Regions from separate parts of the Mus musculus genome. Here regions 2 and 3 are each linked to region 1. A link is a loop called in an ENCODE intact Hi-C map of the cell type or tissue named here. Cell type or tissue: heart. All regions are shown on one strand.

What was found. Peaks named below come from ENCODE experiments on the same cell type or tissue, not always from the same donor. Only the 100,000 strongest peaks of a DNase experiment are listed, where the experiment ranks them.
Region 2: a loop joins it to region 1, with 5 times the contacts of the local background. A loop is called at or near these places in 23 of 42 quality-filtered maps.
Region 3: it touches region 1 in a loop (5-fold over the local background); 5 of 42 quality-filtered maps call a loop at or near these places.

The regions. Positions count from the first base shown.
Region 1 is chr17:23,190,478-23,198,477 of GRCm38, reverse strand. It overlaps Zfp40 (zinc finger protein 40), which reads left to right and starts at 5,250. Exons shown (of 6, transcript NM_009555.2): 1 at 5,250-5,403; 2 at 6,676-6,801; 3 at 7,043-7,133. The coding sequence starts at 7,099. In heart, a CTCF peak has its summit at 4,829; DNase peaks (open chromatin) are centred at 4,787 and 5,227; H3K4me3 peaks cover 2,230 bases; H3K27ac peaks cover 1,504 bases.
Region 2 is chr17:23,545,613-23,553,612 of GRCm38, reverse strand. It overlaps n-TPtgg6 (a tRNA gene), which reads left to right and starts at 7,066; the gene lies at 7,066-7,137. It overlaps n-TKctt14 (a tRNA gene), which reads right to left and starts at 6,253; the gene lies at 6,181-6,253. n-TRcct2 (a tRNA gene) reads left to right here and starts at 4,773; the gene lies at 4,773-4,845. n-TRccg2 (a tRNA gene) reads left to right here and starts at 3,278; the gene lies at 3,278-3,350. It also overlaps 6330415G19Rik and the pseudogene Casp16. In heart, no CTCF peak of the experiment used is centred here; DNase peaks (open chromatin) are centred at 3,102, 4,742, 6,402, 6,932 and 1 weaker place; H3K4me3 peaks cover 5,786 bases; H3K27ac peaks cover 1,823 bases.
Region 3 is chr17:22,419,905-22,427,904 of GRCm38, reverse strand. Zfp946 (zinc finger protein 946) reads right to left here and starts at 3,703. Exons shown (of 7, transcript NM_198003.3): 1 at 3,476-3,703. In heart, no CTCF peak of the experiment used is centred here; a DNase peak (open chromatin) is centred at 3,734; H3K4me3 peaks cover 2,090 bases; H3K27ac peaks cover 1,777 bases.

The DNA.
Region 1 (8,000 bases):
TCCTGTAATATTTCTCTATCTGCATATGATCCATTAACATAATGACAATTTCCTTAAATTTTTTTCTTGCTAGGCTCTCTTCTGGGTCATTTTATGATTGCCTTTATTTGGAAAGGGGGAAATATTATTGTACTGTTTGTATTTTAATGCACATAGAGCATGCTATGACAATATGGAAGCTGTTTCATTTGGGGCATTGCTATGTTTCAGAAAGTAGGGGATTTTTTGACAAATTTCTTAGGTTCTATGGAACCATTAGTAATTGTTGGGGGGAGTATTGAGGAAATTTCTTTTCTCGTTTATGTCACCGTGGATATATTACCTTATCCTTAGCTAGAGAGAGACTAAGCTAGCTAGTCTCTAAGAAACTAAATATTATTTCTAAGTAGATATTGGGACAACACCAATGTCTGCCATCTTAAACGGTAGCTCCTAATACAACAAAATTAGAAATCTGAGGCTTGGGTTGGTGAGATGGCTCAATGAGTAAAGTAGCACCTGCTACTAAGCCTGATGTCTTGACTTCCATTTCCCCACACTCAAACAGTAGAAAGGGTCCACCAACTCTCAGATTTGACCTCTGATCTCCACACATGTACCATGTGCCTATACATATACGTAAGCATATACCAATAAAGTAAATATAAAGTTTATATATACATATATGTGTATATATATATATGTATATATATATATACACACACATATATGTGTGTGTATAAGCATATATAAAGGGTATATTTATGTATGTAAAGTATATATAATATATATGAAGTATGCATATATACAAGTATATACTTATGCATAGTAAATGTTATATAAAGTATATATTTATATTACATTATGTTTATTTATATGTATATACATGTATATAAAGTATATATTTTTGTAAATATATATTTGTATATATATTTATAAGTCTACATAGCTCACATATGATATTTATTTATATAGAAGCCTTCAGTTTTATTTTAAAAATATAACAAATCTCTGGCCAATTAGTTACACATTTGTTTTAAAAAAATCATGAGGTAATGAAGATTGACTGGCATGCCTTTAAAAGATATGTTTGAGTGTTTCTGTGGATGGACTTTAAGTGCTTTAGGGTGATTTGGGATGTGTAGGAACCATTGTTTTTGCAGCTGCCTTTTTTTTCCCTTGCAGCCAGAGTTAACTAAGCAAAATGTTAATTCTGAGCACCTTGCCTGTAGTATAGTAAGATTCTTACTGTCAGCCGGGCGTGGTGGCGCACGCCTTTAATCCCAGCACCCGGGAGGCAGAGGCAGGCAGATTCTGAGTTGGAGGCCAGCCTGGTCTACAAAGTGAGTTCCAGGACAGCCAAGGCTATACAGAGAAACCCTGTCTCAAAAACAAACAAACAAACAAACAAAAAAGATTCTTACTTTTAAATGTTAATTCCAGAAACTGAGCCAGAGGAAAAACCTCTATGACATAATCTACAAAACTAAAATTTATGAACTTTAACTTCCTAATCGCTTATGTTCATATAAAAAATGCATCTAAAACCATACATTAAAACTTTGTTATATTGTCATGATTGTTTCATTAAAATATATCATTTCTATGAAGCATGTGATGTATACAATGATAGGTTTATATGTTTGTCAGATCCTTGTGATAACTACACCATTTCTCTTGTTCTTTTCCTCCTTCCAAACTTTCCCATATATTCCATTTTACTTTAGTTCAAATTCATGGACTCTTTTTTTCATTAAATGTGGCTTCAGAAGTATATGTGTATGCACACTGGTTAAATTAGTGACTTAATTCCCTTAGAAATTAACCCCAATCAGCAATAATACATTAGAATTAAGGAAAAAATAGAAACACTTCCCCCTTGGAGTCATTTAACCAAGTGAGTGCCCATATTTTATTCTGGTTCTCTGTCCTCTATCTGTTGGTGTGAGCCTCAATCTGTGCCTGCCTGAAGCTGTCTTGTAAATCTGTTCCTGTGTGTTTGTCTGAGTGTGTTTCTGTCTGTCCCTAACAGAAACATATGGAGCATGAAGAAAAGAATTCAAATCCTGATGTGGTCTTAGTCAAATGTCTCTAAGGAAAAAGGATTTATTTCTTTCCTTGAGTCAACATAGATGTATTATTGGTGACACAGAATTAATCACTAATATGTTTAATCCATACACATATGCAGATTCTATTAGATGGTGACATTTTTCTTTTTCTTTTTCTCCTTCCTTCCTTCCTTCCTTCCTTCCTTCCTTCCTTCCTTCCTTTCCTTCTTTCTTTCTTTCCTTCTTTCTTTCTTTCTTTCTTTCTTTCTTTCTTTCTTTCTTTCTTTCTTTCTTTCCTTTTCTCTTCTTTCTTTCTCTTTCTTTCTCTTTCTTTCTTTCTTTCTTTCTTTCTTTCTTTCTTTCTTTCTTTCTTTCTTTCTTTCTTTCTCTCTTGCATTCCCAAGAGAAACAGCAAACTTATGAAAATGAGAAACAAATAGTCCTGTCATTTGAAAAATGAACATGCTCAGAACCCTGTGCTTTAAAGACAAAACCCTAGTTCTGCATCTGTGTGTGTAAGCTCCCACCTCCTTGCAGAATTGGGATGCCTCTTAATGTGTCACAATCATACCAGCACAGCTTGAACCCCAGAACACACCAGAGAAAACTGGTCCTCATGATAATTATGACAATTTTATTTATTTATTTATTTTTAGCTAGAATATCTAAAGAAACAGGTAATAGCGAATTCTATTTTCCTTAGCCTATGTAGATGGGGCATGGGTGTACTCAGAGAATTGCAGGTAACTATCAGGAGATAATCTGTGGGTAAATGGCTAAACACTGTAGTATATATGCTAGTTTTAGTTCTAGATTTTAAAGAAATATCTAGATTGTTTTCCTAAGTGGCTGCTCTAGTTTCTGTTCCCAGAAGCAGTGTATAATAGCGTCCCTTTCCTAACATTCTTGTCAGAATTTGTTATGTATCCAAATGAGGTTCATTCTAACTGAGGTGAAAAGGAATCTTAAAGAAGATTTGTCTGCCTAGTCTCCAAAGCTATTTATAGTGGAATATTTGCTAACATGACTGGAGAAGTACCCAAAGTAACTGCACAATCTAATAAGAAGACATGACTGTACAAGCATATATTGTGCCTAATGACATTAAAGGCCTCAAGGCAACTACATTGGAAACTCTAAAGGAAATAAACAGATATCCTGGCTCAAATCACATACCAAAATTATACCAACATGAGATAAATAAATAAGTGGATATTTAAGCAACATCAACAGTGAAGCAGTAGTAAATGTACACCCTCTGGGGGGGGGGGAGTGGAACACCAAGAAACAGATTGATTCATCAAAGAATTCTGTCAAAACTCCAGAGAATAACTGATTCTGAAGCTACTTATAATATTCCTTCAGTTAAAAGGGAAACAAGATGTCTAGACTCTTTATGAAGCTAGTGTTACATAGCATAGAAAATGAAGACTCAAAATGAAAGTACAGATTGATGTGATATCTACGATGACGATGATGGTGATGTCCCTTTCACATGATATATTTCACTTAGTGCACCCTCTCATTCTGAACTTCATTTCAATCCTAGATCATTCTTCTAACAATTCTCTCTCTCTCTCTCTCTCTCTCTCTCTCTCTCTCTCTCTGTCTCTCTCCCTCCCTCCCTCCCTCCCTCCCTCCTTCCTTCCCCCTGTTGAGAATTAGCAAAACGGCAAAGTCACCATCATGTGGAGAAAGCCGTAGTGTGCAATATGATATGAATTCAGTTCTAGTTTGTTAGTTGGGCTAACTGACCATCAACTTCCTGAGACATCTATTTCCTTTCAAAATCCCGAGTTCTTCAAATGTCTTCCCCCAAGTTAAAATTTTAGATGTTTGGCTGGTAATAGTGAAGGTCTGTGAGAGAAGGATGCAGATGGCTTTTCAGTGTCACTCCAATTTGCATAGTTATGAAAATAATTACCCAGCTTCCCAGTAAAGCTCTCCAGATTGAGTTGTTAATGTCTAAAATTTAAATTATTTCATATAAGTGTTGGATGCACAGTTTAAATTTCACTTCTGCCTTTAAACAGTGCTACTTGTGTATTTTCTTTTAATTCATCATTTCCTTTGACTGAGACATCCCGCTCCCGTACTTTGTCTTCAAGCCTGATATTCTGTCTCCTACCTGTTCTGAGTTATTATTAGACATTGCAGTTTTGATTTCTTGCTTCACTTCAGTTTGGACTTTTTCGATGTTTCTAGCTACTTATTGAATTCAATCTTCATATCTTAAGTCGTCCTCATTTCCATCAGCATTTGCTATCTGCCCCCTCCCCCCAACAAATCATTTTGTTCCTGTCTTTTTTTAGTTCATTTACATGCTCAACCTGCTTTGTTCTCCTTGAATTTGACTCTTGGTTTTTGAGCTATGTATCTTTAAGATACCACTTACAGTGTTTTCCTTAAAGGACACAGCTATAGTTTTTTTTTGTTTTGTTTTGTTTTGTTTTGGGTTTTTTGTTTGTTTGTTTGTTTGTTTGTTTGTCTGTTTTAGGTCAAGGGCATTTTAACCTTAGGTTTACTATAATGTTGGGAGCGGAACAAAAGTCAGAATTTAGGGTGTCGGCTGATTCCTTTTTGCTGTAGTCCAGAAGGCTAGTATCTCAAGATGAAAAGTTAGGCAGAATAACTTCTATCTGAAGACTTCAGAAGCCACGGTCTGGGTCAGACCTGGGTGCAGCGGACTAGATCCAGTTCTGGTCTAGCTGTCAGCAAGCCTGGTAGGTGGGTGGGTGGGACTGTGCTGAGCGTGTGCAGCGCAGCCTGACAGCTAGAGCTGTGTGACAGGCTGTCCAATACTGACTAGGAGGGACCTGCCTCCGCGGAGCGGGGATACTCGCCTGATCAGAAGGCGAGGAAGTTTTTAAAAACGAAAACAATCGGATAGACTTGGAAAAAAAGAAAGAAAGAAAGAAAGAAAGAAAGAAAGAAAGAAAGAAAGAAAGAAAGAAAGAAAGAAAGAAAGAAAGAAAGAAAGAAAGAAAGAAAGAAAGAAAGAAAGAAAGAAAGAAAGAAAGAAAGAAAGAAAGAAAGAAAGAAAGAAAGAAAGAAAGAGAAGAGCTTGGGAGGGGTGGGCTTACAAAAAAAAAAAAAAAAAAAAAAAAAACCCTCACGTAACCGGAACCAGCGTGTGGTGGGCGGAGCTAGGGCGGTGCTCCAAGGAGCCTGCACAGAGTGACAGAAAAATTCACCATTCACTGAGGGACCGGGGAAGCTGCGAGGTCCGGAATCCGGGGTGGAGGACACGGGCTTCTCTAGGAGGGCGTGAAAATTCCAGGCATCCACAGGTGCCGCGAGAGGAGTCCTGAGAAAGTCATTAGTCAACAGCGCTGTAGCTTGAGCCTCAGCCCGGCAGCCATAGAACGCCCAGGTCAGAGGAGCCGCGGGGCTGGGAAACGGGCGGGAGCAAGGGTGGAGGCTGCTCAAAGGAAGCCGCTCTCACAATTCTGTAGTAGATAATCTTTTAACCATGGATAGCCTACCATTGTCGGGAAGATTGAAATCATATGAACAGGGGTTTATCGTCATTTTTGCATTTATCTTATGCTGGCCAGAATATTTTCATAAAATAATCTGCTAGAGCATTTGCATCATCTGTTGTCTGCAAGCAGGCTTCTCATTGCTTTGTAATAGTTACAAAGCTGCTGGAATTTAAATTCATGCATGCTTTTTTCTAACTTCTGTGTTCTACTACTTGCCTATTTCAGAGATTGTCCTTTGCCCCTGGGACTAAGCACAGCAGAAAGCTTTGTAGATACTAGTCGCATGAAGAACCAGTGCAGATTTGATAGAATCAGAATATACACTGTGACAGAGCAAAACAGTGTAGCGGTTCCTCCATCTTGTTGTATTCCTGCTGAGACCGTTTCCAGGGTTAACTAAAAAATTATTTTCTTGATGGAGAATCCCATGAAAAAAACGACCCAACTCTATTCTAGGTCAGGATGTCCTAGCTAACCTACCATACTTAGCCATTGATTAAAGTTTTTGAGTAACCTCTTCCAGTCAACCTTAGATCCTAGCTGCTGGTGTGCTGGAACCTCCCATCAGGATGGCTAACCTCCTATTTTAGCTACTGTTAAAAACTGCTTGCTTCAAACTACTTACTCTGCAGAATGGCCCCAGCAGCTGCTATGCAAGATGCCTGGATGAGGTCCCTGCCCTTAAAACCCCTATGTTTTGGACATTCACAGAAACACTTAGGTCCCTGAACACTTGGGTGTGGTCTCAACCGGCTGGAATAAAGACTTTGAGTGGGCTATAAACTGTTTGAGTGGTCATCTCTGGCCAGCTACCCATAGCAGTACTTTATTAAATGCCAAAGTTACTGCTGTAAACATTAATGTTTACTAAGCAAATTTTACTCCCTGTTAATTTTCTGTCTTGAGATGTAAGCACTCTATAAATACAGTATTTGGAGTGTAAATACACAATTCAGAAATGTGTAATCATGATTTTATAGTCAGCAAACTCAGTTTAGATTAAAACTAAAATTAGAAAGCATCGTTTCAATAATTGTATTCGCTCACTGGAATCAGAGTAATGAATGACTCCTTGTTTCACAAAAAGCACTCTGCCCTTGCACATGTGGCCAAACTGTTGTCTGCTTTTTGTCACTGTTTGTTTTACTTTTTTATTTAAGGATCTGTTGATCTTCAAGGCTGTGAAGGTGGACTTGGTGCAGGAGGAATGTGAAGGCCTAGACCTTACTCACGGGGCTTTTACAGAGATCTCCAGTTGGAGAAGTATAGCAGTCTGGTTTCTCTAGGTGAGAATAGTTTTCTTGCAGTCTTCCTTGTTCTTCCTCAAGGTGCTGGGAAAACTACACTATGTGTGTGATTAGTCTTACATCTCACAGAGTAAAGTGAAATCCTTAGAGAACGACAGGCATTTTTCATGATATTTTCTCCTTCCTTCAAGTATATTCTTTTGACAGGTGTGAGCATCTTTCCGTTTTCTTTCATGAAAAGTTCCAGTTACTCTCTGAGGAATATCTTTCTCGCATGCAGATCTCACACTCCTCAGCCAGTCCTGCTTACCTGTGAAGCAGAGCAAAGAGCCCTGGATGGTGAAGAGAGGAAACTGTAGCAAAGGATCCAGGTATGGTAGAGGGATTGAGCAAGGGATCGGGAGGAGCCCAAGTGACAGTAAAAACAGGACATGAGATTGGTTTCGCCACATTCTATTAAATTAGAAAGGAGTTGCACTGAGAATAGTCTCAGGCTTATCCTATCATAGGTGTTTGAAGGCTCTCTATGTATTAATACTCTGAGGCAAATAAAATTTTATTTGACGTTGCATGTGAGTAATGGCTTCCCTCTCCTAGTCACAGCTCTGGTTGTGTCTTCATACCAATATTACCAGGTTTTGTTACTATAATTTTAATGTAGTGTTTAGTTAGAACCATTGATGCCTCTTGTTTTTTTTTTTTTTTTTTCTGTTCTCAGAGTTCATGAAACATTTTGTAGTTCCTTCAGGTTCTGTGTCTTTTAGGATTAATTTCTCCATTTCCTAAAATAACGTCAGCCAGGTTTCAATAAGATTTGCTTAAAACCTGTGCAGAGTATTAAACTCTGACTACATTGCCTTTCCATTGACATCTCTGTCATCCATCTCTGTGTTAACTAGTCAGGGTTTGTGTAGCTATAATTTTTATATATAGTTTGAAATCACCTCTGGGTTTGAGCCTTCTTTCATAATTTTTTGAAGTCTTTGTGGTTTCTCACAGTTTTATAAATTTTAGAAAGATTTTCTCTATTTCTGTGAAAAATGCCTGTGGAATCTTCGTTCAGGTTACTTAGAATCTTTACAGAATATAAATATTCTTTTGTGTGTCTTCTCGTGTTTGAACACACTTTCATTGAGTCACATGGCTTCTTCCATTTTCTATCTGCTGTTGATGTCAGCATTCCAGGTTCTTAGAGAAGACACTTATTAAACATTGATCACTCCTAGGTTGGAAGACTT
Region 2 (8,000 bases), 360 kb before region 1:
AAGGGCAGCCAGGAGCTGGTTCAGACCTTGGCCTTTACCACTCCAGGCCTTCTGGGAAGAACTGGCTCAGCTTCGGGAAAAGCTGGATACAACGGGCCCCGTGAGCTGTGCCCTGGTGGCCTTGATGGCCCATAGGGAGCCACAGGGGCAGCTGCTGGGGGGTGATGGTCAAGAAGTACAGGCAGAAGTGCTGGTGCAGGAACTGAGCTGCTGCCAGGCACTGCATGGCCACCCCAAGATCTTCCTGCTCCAGGTCTGCTGTGGGGGTGAGGGACTCCGCCTCCAGCCTGACCCTCTACCCTGCCATTCCTCTGCCTCCTACATTTCCCACACAGCTCCTCCAGGAAGCCTGCGGGCTAGCCATTCCCTGCCCCTCTCCAGCCTCCCCTGGAGTCAAGCCCACAAACTTGAACCTCTATGAATGTTGCCACCCCTGCAAGCCTGCCTCGCCCAGAGATATCCTGAGGTTCCACTGAGTAAAGGTATCTGCCCCATCCTTCTCCAGGGAACAGGGACCCTGGTGTGGGGTCAAGAGCTCTCCCATGGTACCGTCATTGGCTGAGAGCACCCCGAGCCATCCCAACCCAGGCAGATGTTCTTCAGATCCATGCTGATGCTCCAGGTGGGTCTGCTTTTCTTCTGGAGCCTGGGCTTGGCACACAGGTGCTGGGAACCATTCACACAGCACACTACTAGGCCTGGTAGCTTGGAGTTTGCTGCTTTGCCAAGATCCAGGGAGGAAATGTCTTCCTAAGCTGTGAGGGACTCTGAGGTTTCTGCTCCTAGCTGAGTCTGACAATTTGGGAGTTAGCAAGAGGACCTAGCCTCTCTGAGTTCATACAGCCTGGATGCTGTAAGGCTTGTGGGTTTTCAGCTCCACATTCTTTCCACTGTCTAGTGCTGCCCCTGAGCCAGAGATGACAAGACACTGGGGCAGGTGGAGTCCCTGGATGCTGGTAATGGGAGTTGACTCTTTTTGCAGACAACCTTATCTCCACTCCAGGGAGCTCAGGCCAAGCAGACATCCTTACTGTCTCTGCAGCTGTCGAGGGTAAGAAACCTATGGTTATGGTGGGCCTAGTTTCCTGCCCCATGGCTTGGAGTGATAGCTTCACTCTCAGCAAGAGTCCAGCCCCAGTTAAGTCACTCTCCTCCTACAGGTTAGTCCTTAGAGTCAGGGTTAGAATGGCAAGCTCCTGTCAAATGCTCCCTTGTGTAAGTTCTAGGACAGGACAGTCCTGCTTGCTTCAGGCGCCTGTCCACTGTTTGGTACCTAGCAAGTCCACAGTAAATATTTGTTGTACATTGATTATACCCAAATATTCACTCTACAAATATCGGCAACTTCTTCCTGATGCAAGAAGTCCCTGACCCTGTGCTGGTCTGAAGCCAGTTACCCAGAATGCTCTCTGCTTCCCCTCCTCACTTCTTCCACCCACAATAGGCCACTGAAGGTTGGGATGTCAGCCCAAGGTTGACTCTGACCCCATCCCCTCACCTAGGCTGTGTGGCTTATCGGGATGAAAAGGGCTCGGACTTTGTCCAGACACTGGTGGAGGTCATCAGAGCCAACCCTGGAAGAGATCTCCTTGAGCTGCTGACTGAGGTGTGAGGAACGGGGTTAGGAGGGGAGAAAGAGGGGCTGGATCTGTGGGAGTGTTCTCATTACCTTCCACTTAACCCAGGGAAAGGAGAAGCAAGGAGAAGGCTCTCTCTCTCTCTCTCTCTCTCTCTCTCCCTCCCTCCCTCCCTCCCTCCCTCCCTCCCTCCCTCCCTCCCTCCCTCCCTCCCTCTTGCCCTCACATCAAGAGATGCTCAAATACAGGGCACATTGGTCAGACAAACTCAGCAGCAGCTATTACATACACTAAATAAAGTTCAGGAGAGGAGGACACCAGAAGCCATTGGGAGGAGGGGACTGAGGTGGGGGGTATACTGGGAAGTAGAAGGAGCCAGCAGGGGGTGCAGGAAGGGAGGTGCCACTGGGTTGTTACAGAATAGGGTCAGTTCATTTGTACAGTTTTGCAGGCTAATAGGGAGGTCCTCTTCTTGTGTTGAGGTCAGGGTGGGCAATGCTGGTCTGGCTGATTATATGATTATATATATGGGGTGGGGAGCCTTTCCCTTTGGGTGGGGGACTTTTTGGTTGAGAGCAAGGAGCTCATGTAAAACTGCTGGGTTAGTATTAGGCTCAAAGATGATTAGGTAGCACTTGAAATTTTAGGCTTACAGAACAACAGACACAAGAGTCGGTCATTGAGGAGCATGCCTGTAGCTGGGAGGTAGTGGCAGGACCAGAGACTGAGACCAGCCTAGGATTCATAGACTATTTCAGAAAGTATCGACCTCTCCGCAAAAACCCCTCCAGCAGACAATGACTGCAGTGGGTGTGATGGACTGAGCCCCTCAGGGCCTAGCTGAGTGTCAACAGGGTCAACAGGCGGGTGTGTGAGCTGGACGTCCTGGGGCCAGACAGTGATGAGCTGTGCAAAGCCTGCCTGGAGATCCGCAGCTTGCTCAGGCGCCGGCTCTGTTTATAGGACGAGCAACCTCACCACTTCCCCTACATCCCCTCTTCACACCCTGTCATCGATGCAGCAGTTTGGGCGTGGGAGCTCACATAGCGCCAATAAATATGTATGTGTTCATGATCGGCGTGCTCCGGAAAATGTATGCTCTTTCTGAAATACGTGAGATAATGGGGAAAGTTACCTGGTAGTAGATAGGGGATCGACTGTGCTCTCGGGAACCAGAGGTTGAATCGGGTCTGTGCTTCCTGTCTGGGACTACGGAACCTCACAAGGCTGACCTGGATATGCTGGGAGAGGCTTAGGGAGAAAGAAGTTCTGGGAAGGATCATCTCCGGAACTATAACTCTCGCCTCGCTGAGTCCCTGATGCGGGCGGTCTCAATCTCCACATGGCGCTGGGGCCATGGAGTTGCCAGAGAGGCGAGCCAGCACGGGTCTGGAGACTGGAAAAGACAATTGTGGATACTTCAGTGACGTGATAGGGCAAGTTCATGTGGGTTGTCCCTGGTCTTGAGTTGAGGGCCAGCCAATGGAGGAGATCTGAAAGACGAGCCTCTAGGATCCGGAAGGGCTTCTGCTGACTGACTGCTCAGGAGTCTGATTATATCGGTTCAAACTTGTGGAGGCTCCTTTGAGACTGTCACTAAATAGATTGGCTCAATAGGTAGGATTTTTCTTTGGTTTAAGCATGCGCAGTAGGCGCTTGAATAAGTCTTATGGAGAGAGCTAAGGCCTGAGTCAGTGTAGGGCCGCGTGGCCTAATGGATAAGGCGTCTGATTCCGGATCAGAAGATTGGGGGTTCGAGTCCCTTCGTGGTCGCTGCGTGCATTTGCTTTTTAAAAACCTACCTTAAAATTTCCCATTCTCAAATTTGCTTTTCAAACTCTTGTCTGGTACCCCGGAAGGAAGACCAGCATGTTTGTATTAAGTAGGTGAAGTTATTATCTCAAGACAGACTACGAGCAGCTCGAATTAGTGCCAAGGAAAGGAACCGAATAGATGCTAGATTGGATTGCTTACGTGGTGGGTGGGAGGTGTCCCAAGGGAACGTTAAAGACATTTGATTAAAATAAAAAACTCAGTAGGCTATCTGGGTGAATGCAATTGTCACTGAACTGAACACTTGAAAATAACTAAAGCAGTAAATTCGGTTTATATGTCCACAGCTTTAAAATCCATGAAACAGTAAGAAAATTAGATTTCTTACAATGTCCAGGCACACCTGTAATGCCGGTATTTAGGAGGCGGAGGCAGGGGAATTAAAAGCCACTGGGCTACATGAGATCCTGTCTCAACAACAACAGAGGCGTCTCCTTACAGGTCCAGTGTAAATATAAATTTTTAAATAGCAAGAATATGTCCCAGATTGAGTTGACATTTAACCTGGTGTGTGTGTGTGGGATATCTCTATTTAAGGGATTCGGTCTAAGTGGAACCGTTGTCATCCCTACAACTCCCAGGAGAACCACAGAATGGGAGGGCGGGGTACCAGCTCACGTGACAGAGCCTTGTGCAGAATAATTTTCTCTTTAATGTTACAGTGGCTTAATAAAGCTTGCAAATATGTTATATCAGACACACACATGAGATAAAGGAGAGTCAAAAGGACACGAGGATAACGCAACTGGGCCGGAACCCACAAGCCTCAAGCCAAAACTCGACCTCAGGTTCTTCCGACTGTGCTGTTTAGTTGTTGCTGTTGTTGTTTAATTTACTTTAATTTTTTTGAGGGGGGTGGGTATCAAGTAAAATATATAGGCCAGTTGTATACTCTATAAAGAGAAAGCATGAAGACCTGTCCCTACCAAGTAACATTTGGTTGAAGAGACGGTGGAAGACTGGACAGAGACCCGGCACAGTTATCCTGGACAGGGAACCGGCACTGCAAAGCACATACATTATCGTGCCGGCTCCAGTTTCCTGCATCCTGCATCACAAACACGTTTTCCATCATACTGGTCGTCCGGGTTCAAAGGGCTCATTCAGTATTGGAATCTTGGATATCTTGCACCATAGAAAGACGCGTACCTGTTCTGTAAACCAGTGAGCAAAATAAAAGCAGCGATGTACGTGTTTCAGTCGCCTCCTTACAAGTGCGTCCTCCTTTAGATCTTAAGGGTGCTCGGGGCCCGGCAACGTTAGAGCCGGTACCTTGGCTGAAATGGTACACACGGTTGATGGACACGGAAAGAACCCAAAGACTCAGACTGGTGGAACATCCATAACGTCTCTTTCTCGTCAGCCCCGGTGGCCTAATGGATAAGGCATTGGCCTCCTAAGCCAGGGATTGTGGGTTCGAGTCCCACCCGGGGTAATGAGGTGTTTTAGGCACTTTTAGGTAGCTGGTAAGTGAGCTGAAGAGAAACGGTTCCTTGCAGGTGGTTTTGCTTTCAAAATTTTGTTTTGTTCTCAAATAAATTTCAACCTACCATTTCAAGGTAATGTTTTGTTTTCAAATAAATGTCAACTTACCATTTCAATATAGTTCTGGCTGTCCTGAAATTCACTTTGTAGACCAGGCTGGCACTCGAACTCCGCCTGCCTCTGCCTCCCGAGTGCTGGGATTAAAGGCGTGCGCCACCATAGCCGGCTCAAGGTAATGTTTTGTTTTCAAATAAATACGCTTTCACTTTACAAAATACCATATGGTTTTATTTGAACGATTTTTATGTACCACCAATTATTAGTTGATACTCAAACATAGTAATTGTTCAGATCGTAGACGTACAATTCCATTGCAGTTCCTTAAAATACATACATACATACATACATACATACATACATACATACATACGTCTTGTTATGTAGACCAGACTGGGCTCGAACTCAAAAATCCTTCTGCATCTTCTTTCTGAACACTAGGATTACAGATGACTCCAGGTTAGGTTATATGTATTTTCAAAAAAGTCCTTTTTTTTTTTTTTTTTTTAAATAAACCCAATTATTTAGAGACTACCTTTCAAGGCAACTGGTTAATTTTTAAATTATAGTTTGGGGGCATAGATCACTGGTAGACTCAAGGCACTGAATACTATTTTCTTAGCTCGAATACATATTTGAAATAGATAATAATAGTATACTTTAAAAATACATAGAATGCATGGCTTCATCTTTCGATAAAAACGTCCCAAAATACAGGCTTTGATATATCATAAAATTGGAAGTTTCTGATGCGTGGTGTGTCAAGGACCCTTCCTAAATAATGCTGTCTTTCACAAGGCCTCCCTGAGGCTGCTGGTTCATCTTACACTGGGATTCTGCAACATGTACGATGTAATTATATTTTCTTCGTTTGTCAGTCTTAGCTGGGTACATAATGATTGTATGGAGGTCTTTGGGGTTTGACCCTGATTTTCTAGAGATTCAGTCCATAGATAGGGTCCTTAATGTTCTTCCTATTGTACCTTTAAATTATTTAAATTTGATGTGTTTATGAAGTATCAAATTAAATGTGTAAAAACTAAATCTATAGAGCTAATCTAAGTAAAAGGGGACTTTCCATAGGATTGTGACTCTTTTGCCTGGTGTACGAAATAAATGCTCTCTAGGCACTAGAGTTTATATCTCTCCTGTCTTCAGATTTCTGCCAGTTTCCAATCCTTTCCAATTTCTGGACTTCTGGCCGCTTTTTCATTTAAGCAAAATTACTCGCCCAACGTGGGGCTCGAACCCACGACCCTGAGATTAAGAGTCTCATGCTCTACCGACTGAGCTAGCCGGGCGGTGATGAGAAACTTATTCCCCACAGACCTCTTGGAATTCTATACACTTCCGGGTTCTAGAACGAATTAGACTTGTCTTAGAGCCATGGTGGTAGGTTTGCTCCTGTAGCTTCGTATCAATCGCACAGCCAGGGCTTGTGTGGCCCCTTCCGTTCCCAGGAGTCACAAGGTTGGGGACAAGGTGGTGGTCTGTGAGGATGTTAGTGAGACCCCCGTTTAGGGCCCGATCGGTTCCAGAATCTAATCATGGCGAGCATGCGTTTTCAAAGCCGCCGCAGGACACTGGATCCCTTGCCGAACGCTAAGCTGTGGGCTTCGGAAGAACCAACCCGGAGTTGTGGTTTCTGTGTCTGGGTCTCTGAGCTGCGCGGGTCTTCTAGGCAGAGTCTGGCCCCGAGTGGGTTTGGCCAAGGTACAGGATCTGCGGGTTCTATGGCTCTCCCGGACGACTGAGCTTGTGTGGACTGGCGTGTCAGGAAGCTCTCATTCTCGAAGTCCTAGACTTGGCTCTACCTGGGACAAAATTTCTGAGCCGCCGTCCACCATGAAACTGCATTGTTCACACAAACTCGCTGGCTTCCCTTTCCCGAAGGACGATGGTCTATGGTCATTCATATCGTACGCTGGGGGCCGTCTGACCTGTCTTGAGCGTTTCGGAACTTTCTCTCCAGGCAAGTCTCCACGGAGCCCGATCTCCTCCTTTCGCTTCCTGGAACTCTTAGAAAAATAAACTTGTGGAGTCGAATTCTAGCGGGAGCATGTCATTCAGCTCGAGATACCTAAAGATCAACGTTGAGGCTGCTTGTCACCGTGGCTCGTTGGTCTAGGGGTATGATTCTCGCTTTGGGTGCGAGAGGTCCCGGGTTCAAATCCCGGACGAGCCCAGTTTTTTAGCGCTCAGAGTGTCTGGTCCGACGCAACCCTATCTCCGTAGACTCCTGGATCTCACGAGCCAGGTTTTTTAGGAACCAGAGATGGGAGGAGATCCAGCTCCGTGGATACCAGTAATTGCTCAGAGGTCAGATACCCAGCGTGGGTTTCCTCCATGACTCCAGGATCATAGCTGAGCAGATACACGTTTTATTTTTTTATTTTTTAATTTTATCGAGACAGGGTTTCTAGCCCTGGCTGTCCTGGTGTAGAGCAGGCTGGCCTCGAACTCAAAAATCCGCCTGCCTCTGCCTCTGCCTCCCGAGTGCTGGGATTAAAGGCGTGCCCACCATGCCGGGCTTCAGATACACGTTTTAAATGTTGTTATATTTCTGGTCAGCTGGGCTGGACTGGGTTTTGCTCACATGTAGGTGAGCATCACTGCAGTGTTGGTCTTTGGCCACTTTTGCATCTCTCTGCATTTGTGCACAGGCATTAGATCCCAGGTAGCCAGGAGCAATAGGAAATAGGTGTGAGTCTCATACTAGGTTGTATACTCTTGTGTAGGTCTAATGTGGGCTGTCCTTAGACATTGGGAAAACTGAGGTTCAGCTTTGGGATGGACCTAGGTATCAGGATTCCTTAGCTCTCAGCTGAAATGATCCACAGGAGATAGCTGTTGACAACTACACTGATTGAGTCAATTAAAGATTTTAAGGCAAGCGTGGTGGTGCAATAATCAGGTATCTAGCTCTTTAAGCTCTCACCTTCCTTACTCTCATCTCTAGCCCTCCTCTCTCTCCCCCCACGCCCCCACTCGGCCATGGACGGCCTCCCTCTTTCTACCTTCTTTCTCCCTACCGTCCTACAATAAAGC
Region 3 (8,000 bases), 770 kb after region 1:
CCTCAAAGAAAGGCAGGATAAATGGCTTACTCAGGCCCATCAATATATCTGATAGGTTATTTCTCTGCCAGTGAAATGAGCCAATTCAAATCAGAAAAAATATATTAATTGCAGGTTTATTGGGAAGAGGCTCTGGGGGTAGCTCACTGGCCCCTGGGATTGAGGCCAGGGGAGTCACCATAGGGGGAGGGGAGAGAAACAGTGAATGAGCCAGCATGCAGAGAGAAGAGCAAGACAGAGAGTGAGGAAGGGGAGAGAATGAGAGAAGGGTGCAACAGAACATGCAAAATATCTGGGCTAAATAGGGAAGAGCCTCTTGGAGGCAGGTCAGCCCAGCCTCTGGGCTGGAAAGTTCAGAGTTGGGACAGGGTATACCAGGTAGGGATTGAGGGGTGCTGGGGGTGGGGGAGGGGAATCTGGAGACCAAGTCTGCTTTGATATGTAAAATATACACCGCAGCTCATTGTCCCAGGGCCCAAAAGGAAACAGTATTAAAGGGACATCTTTGCCTAGGTGCTTTCTTGCCTCCTGCTCTCTTCTCACTTCTTTTCCTTTCCCCAACTCCCAGCCTCACTGCTCTCACGGCCAGGCTCACTCTGGACCCTTCCTTTCCGATTCAATCAAATCTGCAATGGTTCCTGATATTACTAATAGCTATGAAGCTCCCTTGGGGATGCCAATTTCTCAGGCCAAAGTACACTCTCTTGCACAGGCAAATGGTGGATAAAGGGAGGTAAAAATACACGTATGAATTTGAATTAGAGCTTTGCAACTGCTGTAGCGAAGGCAACCCCGTGTACAAACTACACATAGTTTAAAAAAAAATGCTCTAAGAGATAATGTTGAAAACTACTGTACCAACCAGAATATAGATGAAAAGTTCAAGATAAACCCAGGTTCATAGGATATCAGAGGGAAGCATCCTTAAGAGCAGCTGCAGAAAACACACACCTGCTCCAAGCCCACCAGTTTCCCAGCCCCTCACACCTAGGAGGTTCAGGGCTGAGGTTCCTGCTCCTGCTGGGCTAACTGCTGACTCTCCCAGCCAGCATCAAGGAAACTGCATGTTAGAATAGTTTTAGGGTTTCCAAACAAACCGGAGGCTTGGGTAAAAGGCCCGTGGTTAGGAACCACGTGGCTCCTCCAGGTAGTAAAGGCAAGGTGGCTTTTCCTTTCACTCTGGCCTGGATCTTTGGAGCAGCCCTAACCCCCTTTCAGACCAGGAGCTTTCTCGTCCTTAATTACCTTTTTAAGAGTCTATCCCATTACTTTCTTTTCCTCTTCACTCTCCTGGTCCTAATACTATCGAGGCCTCCTGAAGAGGTCTCTTCCACTCAGATTCAGACAGCTTGCCTTACAGCTGCAGCTGCCAGGCTGGCTTTGGACCTACTCTGCACAGCCTCCCCACATGATTTCTGACAGCCTAGACCTGAACTAGTAGGACACTGCACCCAGATATCTGAACCTCATAGTAAAGTCTCAAGAAATCAAGTCTCTCAGCCCATTCAACCCTACTGCTGAATTCATCCTGGGCTTTCATCACTAGATAGTGATACTGTGGTAGTGCTAAGTCAGGAACGATTTTGTCTTCTGGGAATCACGTAAAGGGAGCTCTACTATGGGAAACAGAAAGTCCTTTTTGAAAACTCAGTGGTTTATGGAGAAGCTGGTGGCTATCTAAGATGCAGAAATAAGCAGTGTTATTTGGCTCTGTCTTAAAGAATTCAGTTGTACAGTGCTCACAAACAAATAGAAAGTGAACAACTCTATTGTACTAAAAAATGGGTTAAGATGGAAGTAAGAAAGAAACTAAACCTAGACAACAAGAAATAATCTTACTCAGGGCTGAAATCAATTATATAGAAATATAGAAACAATACAACTAATCAATGAAACAAAGAGTTTGTTCTTTGACAAAATCAACAAGATCAACAAACCCTTATCCAAACTAACTATAAGGGTGAGAGAAAAGATCTAAATTAACAAAATCAGAAACAAAAATGTGGCATAACAACAGACCCAGAGGAAAACCAGAGAATCATAAAGCACATTTAAAATGTCTACTCCACATAATTGATAAAAATCTAAAAGAAATGGATAATTTAAGTAATAGCTTCCATATTCTAAAGTGAAATCAACATCAGATAAACAAATAGACCAATTTAACCCCTCGTAAAACAGATGCAGTCCTTAAAAGTCTCACAACAACAATCTTTTGATTTTTGTGCATTAATTTGGTCTTCAGTTATTTTGGGGAAAGTTTTCTCTCAGTTGTAGAAGTTCCCTGGTGGAATTTTTTGGGTCACCTATATATACTGTCATATCATTTACAAATAAGATTTTTACTTTTTCCTCTGTAATCCAATGTTTATTTTCTTTATTTCCTTCAGCGGTCTTCTTGTGCTAGCTAAGAATTCAAGTTTCATATTGAATAGACATCGTGGAGAAAGTGAATGGCCTAGTTTGTTCCTGATTTTATTGCAATTGCTTTGAATTTCTCTTCATTTAATTTGATATTGGCTGTAGGCTTCCTGTAAACGGACCCATTTCTCAATGCTTTACTTACATCCTAAACTGCATACATCTCAGATGAATAATTCATGGGCAATAAAAAGTATGCTTAATAAATGTTAATGTTTACTGCAATAACTGTAGTGCTCCATACGGTCTACTTTCTAGTAACCTCCCCCCAGCCTGAAGCAGGCTAAGCCAGACCTTGAACTTGCTGCCACTAAGGAGATTACCTTGGGTAGAGCCTTCCTACCTAGATCACTCTATTGTTCAGCCACTGCTGCTACCAGCTGGGACGGAGACTATTCCTGCAGCTGGTTCCAGGCTCCAAGGATGAACTGGCGGGAATGGGCCTCCCCCACCCCCACCACACCCCCCCCCCCCTTTATAAGCGCATTTGCCATTAAACATTTGAGCTTTGATCAGGAATCTTGACTTAGCTCCATTTTTCTCTCCACCGCCTAGTTCCCCTCTCTTTTCAGCCCCAGCTTGGCTTCCAGGTGAAATCCGGTTCATGTGAGCCGCGGTCGGCTTCCAACACTTCCTGGTTCAAAAAAAAATCTGTACCGTTTCCTCATATGACAATTATATACAAAGCTCTTGGAGGATACCTATTAACCAGAGCCAAAGGCGTTCTCTTGAATAAGCAATTAGTAAAACGAGGCAGTTAGAAAGCATGAATGAATTTACATTCCAGGAACTGTTACAATAACTAACAGCATATAATAATGCAACTGCTCTACCAGATATTTTATGGGTAATTTTATGACTGAATATTCTGGTAAATGTACGATGAATGAAAAAAATCACGATAAATCCCAGTTCACAGGATCTCAAACTTCCTGACAACCGTAAGATATCCACAACAGAATTGGGAGAGCAGCGTCCAGGGAAACCATCCCCCCCCCCCCCCTTACCCCCACCTCGGCTCCCGCCCGTTTTCCAGCCCCGCAGCGCCTCTGACCTGGGAGGTTCCAGGGCCGCGGGGCTGCGGTGTCCGCCGCTGCACAGCTGACGGCTGACTCTTCCAGGCCCGAGTTTTCCCTAGGTCCAGAAATAACCAGGACAGGAAAACCAGCCCCCGGTTAGAGAACAAGTTGTTCACTTAAGTACCTAAGGGAATGGTGAATTTTCCTATCTGACTTGATCTTTGGAGCTGCTCTCCTAGACCCGCCCACTACGGCCCCGGTTCCGGTCACGTGGTTCCCCCCAAACACTTCAAGCCAGGCGCTTTCTTTTCCGTAATTACTTTCCTAGACCCTCTGGTTTTTTCTTTTTGCTGGCCCCCTCCCCGCCCGACAAGTACCCACGCCCCAGGGAGGTTCCGGCCCCTCCCACTCAGTCTCAAGCAGCCTGCTACAAAGCTCCAGCAGCCAGGCTGCCCTAGACCTGCTCTGCACAGCCTCCGATATGCTTTCACACCAGAACAGGATAAGTAAGGACGCTGCACCCCAATATCTGAGTCCCAATTGAGTTCTGAACCCCTCAGATAAAAGATGGGCAGCCTAACTAAGAAGTTAAGATACAAGCCTTCTGAGCTTTTAAAAACGCTCAGCAAATGGCAACCAATACCCACAATTCTGATTTCTTTCCTTCCATTCCCTACACAAAATACTAAAAGTAAGTAAAAAAGCCTGGCTTCTTCCCAAAGCCAGTCTTAAAACATGTGAAATACAAGAAAGACTAATCATATGAAAATGTGGATAAAAACGTATGGGACAGATAATAATAAGAGGAGAGCTGTGCAAGCTCACGGGGGAGCTGCAGGGGTAAAGGACACTTGGTAGAAACTGCAAGTGGTAGAACAGGGCACTTGGAAAGCATGAATAAAGTTAAACTCCAGGAGCATTGTCCTGGCCACAATAGCAAAGAGACTAGGTAATGCAAATACTTTTCCCGAATATTTCTCTGTAAATAGCATAGCAACCATAATATGAATGAAAACATCAGCATAAGACCCAATTTGTGTAAGTGAAAATATAATGATAGCACAACAGAATCTTGATAGCCAGGAAAAAATAAAATGTGGTGAGTTTGCATTATTTAAAATTTCAAGCACAGGGGATTCATGGTCAGGATCAGGATGGTAAGGAAAATGAACATAGAAATGAATGGATTTTCAAGGGGAAGGACATTTGTGCCTAGCACATCACTTTATCACTCTGGTCTGTAAGATACAGGCTGGAATTTGGATAAAGAATGTGTTGAATATGTAGACTGCTTTTGGTAGAATAGCCATTCTACTTCCTAATTGTCTTCTTCAATTTCCTTTCTTCAAAGACTTGAAGTTGTATCATACAGGTCATATACTGGTTTGGTTAAAGTTAACACCAACATACTCTTTTTTTTTTTTTTTTTTTTTTTTGAGGCTATTGTGAAAGGTGTTGCTTTCCTAATTTTTTCCCTTAGTCCCTTTGTCATTTGTATATAGGAAACCTATTGATTTAATAGCTTTAATTTTGTATTCAGCTACTTTGGGGAAAGTGTGTTTGAGTTATAGAGTTGCCTGGTGGAAATTCTTGGGTCACAAGTATACTATAATATCATTTGCAAATAAGGGTATTTGACTTCTTCCTTTTCAATCTACTGTGTATCTTTTTGTATCTCTCTCAGTAGTCTTAACTGCTTTAGCTAAGACTTCAATTATTTTATTAAATAGATATGGAAAGTGTGGATATTCTTGGCTTGTTCCTGATTTTAGTGGAAGTGCTTTGAGTTTCTCTTCATTTAACTTAATCCTGGTTCCAGGATTAAGGCAGACTGTAACCTGCCTTCATTATGTTTAGATGTGTCTCATATCTTTTATCTCTACAGGACTTTTATGGAGAAGGGATATTCAATTTTGTCAAAGACCTTTTTTGCATGGAATGAGATGATCATGTCTTTTTGCAATATTGTATAGTGGTTTATATTTGTTGATTTTTGTACATTGAACTACCCCTTCAAAGCCTATTTGATCATGTTTGGTGATATTTTTGATGTGATCTTGGAATCTCTCTGCAAGTATTTTATGAGTATTTTTGCATGTATGTTCAAATGAACGAGCATTTGTGCCTGACACATCACTTTATCACTCTTGTCTTTAACATACAGGCTGACAAATGTTGTCAAGTCTATCAGCAACAAATCAAATATTCTTGCACCAGTGAGAGATGCTGTTTTTCAATTTCAGCAGTATTGTTTATTGCAAATGAATGTGTTCCGTGACATAATCCTTTCCATATCTTCAATTGAAAACAAAAAAACAGAACTGCAGCTTCAAATTCATGGAGATTAAGAGGGTATTCTGGGAAGGCATGAATAAACCAGGGTTTTATATGTTTCTTCTATGAAATCCACGATGCATGGCTTTTATAAAATCTGGAATTGACACTTCCTCAAATGCACAGCTACTTATGAACAGACATTTTTCTACATTTCTGAGCCTTCCATTCAAAGGTCACTATCACTTGTTTCAACATGAATTGTTTAAAGTAAGAAAAGCTCAAATAGCTATGTGTGCTGTTCAGAAAGTAGGACTCTAGTTTGTCGACCTCAGAATTCTAGTCTATATTTACTAAGGATATTCTCTCTGAGACAGAGATTTTCTCATCTCCCAGGTCTATCCTGCTTTTTCCATATCTCTGTGCTAGAACCATGTGAATCTATTTTCCAGCTGTCTTCCCCTAGCACAGAGGCTTAGAAAATACAATATTCATGAACAGTTGGACATACACTAATGTCAGCAGAGCATGGAATGATATTTTTAAAGGCTTGAAAGAAAATAAATGTCAACTGTAGCATTATATCCAGAAAAAAAAAAATGACTGCTAGAAGTGAGAGAATAGGAAGTGTACTTGAATATGGGGGGAAAAATTACACAGGGTTTTCACCCAGGACCCTTCTTAGATAATAATCAGATAAAACATGCACAGAAGAATCGGACACGAATTATCCATGAAGATACATAAAAGAGCACATTTCATGTAAGTAACAAATGAATACCAAAGACATGAAAGAAACCATCATGTATAACACAGGAAAGCACTAACACTCACTGGGAATGGAAAAAAAAAAAAAACATGAACGATAATGTATCAGCCAAAATGCCAACAGTATCTTCTGAATTAAAATCTCAGTAATACAGTAAAATCTCAGTAATAACAGTATTTCCTCCACTAATGTTCAAAAATCACCTAGTGCAAGTCAGAATAAAAGAAACACATTTCAACACAATAAAGAGCATATTGGTCACTCTAAGTTTACAGTCCAGAAAGAAGAAAATGTACAGTACTGAGCTGACACTGTCACAAGACAAAGTGTCATGTTCTTCCCAGTCGTATTTAATATAGTTTTAACCTAGCTATAAAGATTGATGGCGAGGCGTACTGGCTATTTTTCCAAAAGATGGGTTTTAGAGCAACAATCAAATGGCAGTGCATTAAAATTGTCAAAGTTTTAAGTCTAGTTCCAATGGAGTCCATGCTATCTTTTGGCCTCTGTAGTCTCTGCACATGTATGGTGCACAGACATAAATACAAAAGTCCAGACACATGTAACAATAATGGTAAAGTAACAAACTGAAGAAATTTGAGAGAGTCAAAAAAGCAAATAGATACAATAGGAAATTAAGGCACTTAACCATTTCATAGATGGTATGATTGTATTTATAACCTGAAAACACCACCAGAAATCTTTACACTTGACAACAGCATTAGGAACTTGAAGAATAGAGAAGTTAAAAACAAAAAAAAAAAAACAAAAAAACAAAAAACCAACAACAAAAAAACAAAAACAAAAACACTAAACTTCCCAGTTTTCTTGTACCAATGATAAGCATGTTGAAAATAAATTAGGATAAATCTCATAGATTGTAGCTTAAAAGGCTTCCAGCGTCCCTCAAAGTATTCATTAATATGTTCATACTACTTACCCTTGAGAGGATAACAAATTGAACACCCTGATATTCCATCTTCCACTAGGAAGAATGGCTTACACAAAGAAAACAAATTGGTGGATGGAGAGATTGTTCAGTGGGTGAGAGCAGCTACAGTTATCACAGAATACCTGGGTTCAAACACCAGCACCATTAATCTGGCTCACAACCATTGTTATCTACCTTCCTAACAGATATGATGCCTATACATGATATCCATAGGCACTAGACACATGTGGTGCACAGACATACATTATGCCAAAACACCTATTCACAGAAAATGAAAATAACAAAAACAAGAAACAATGAAGCCAAGTCCGATGGGTACAACTTTAACCTCTCCATTCTTGATGCAGCGACAAATGTAACACTGTAATTTGCTGTTAGCCTTGTCTACACAGTGAGTTTCAAACCAGTAACAACTATATATTAAGATATTCCTCAAAATATTTTCAAAAATAATCACATAGCCAAAAACAGAGCTTAGGAAATGGTAAATCAGATCCGTATTGTAACCACTGGTGGGAATACAAACAGGAGAGATCTTTTTGGAGCTTTGAAGAAATCACAAATG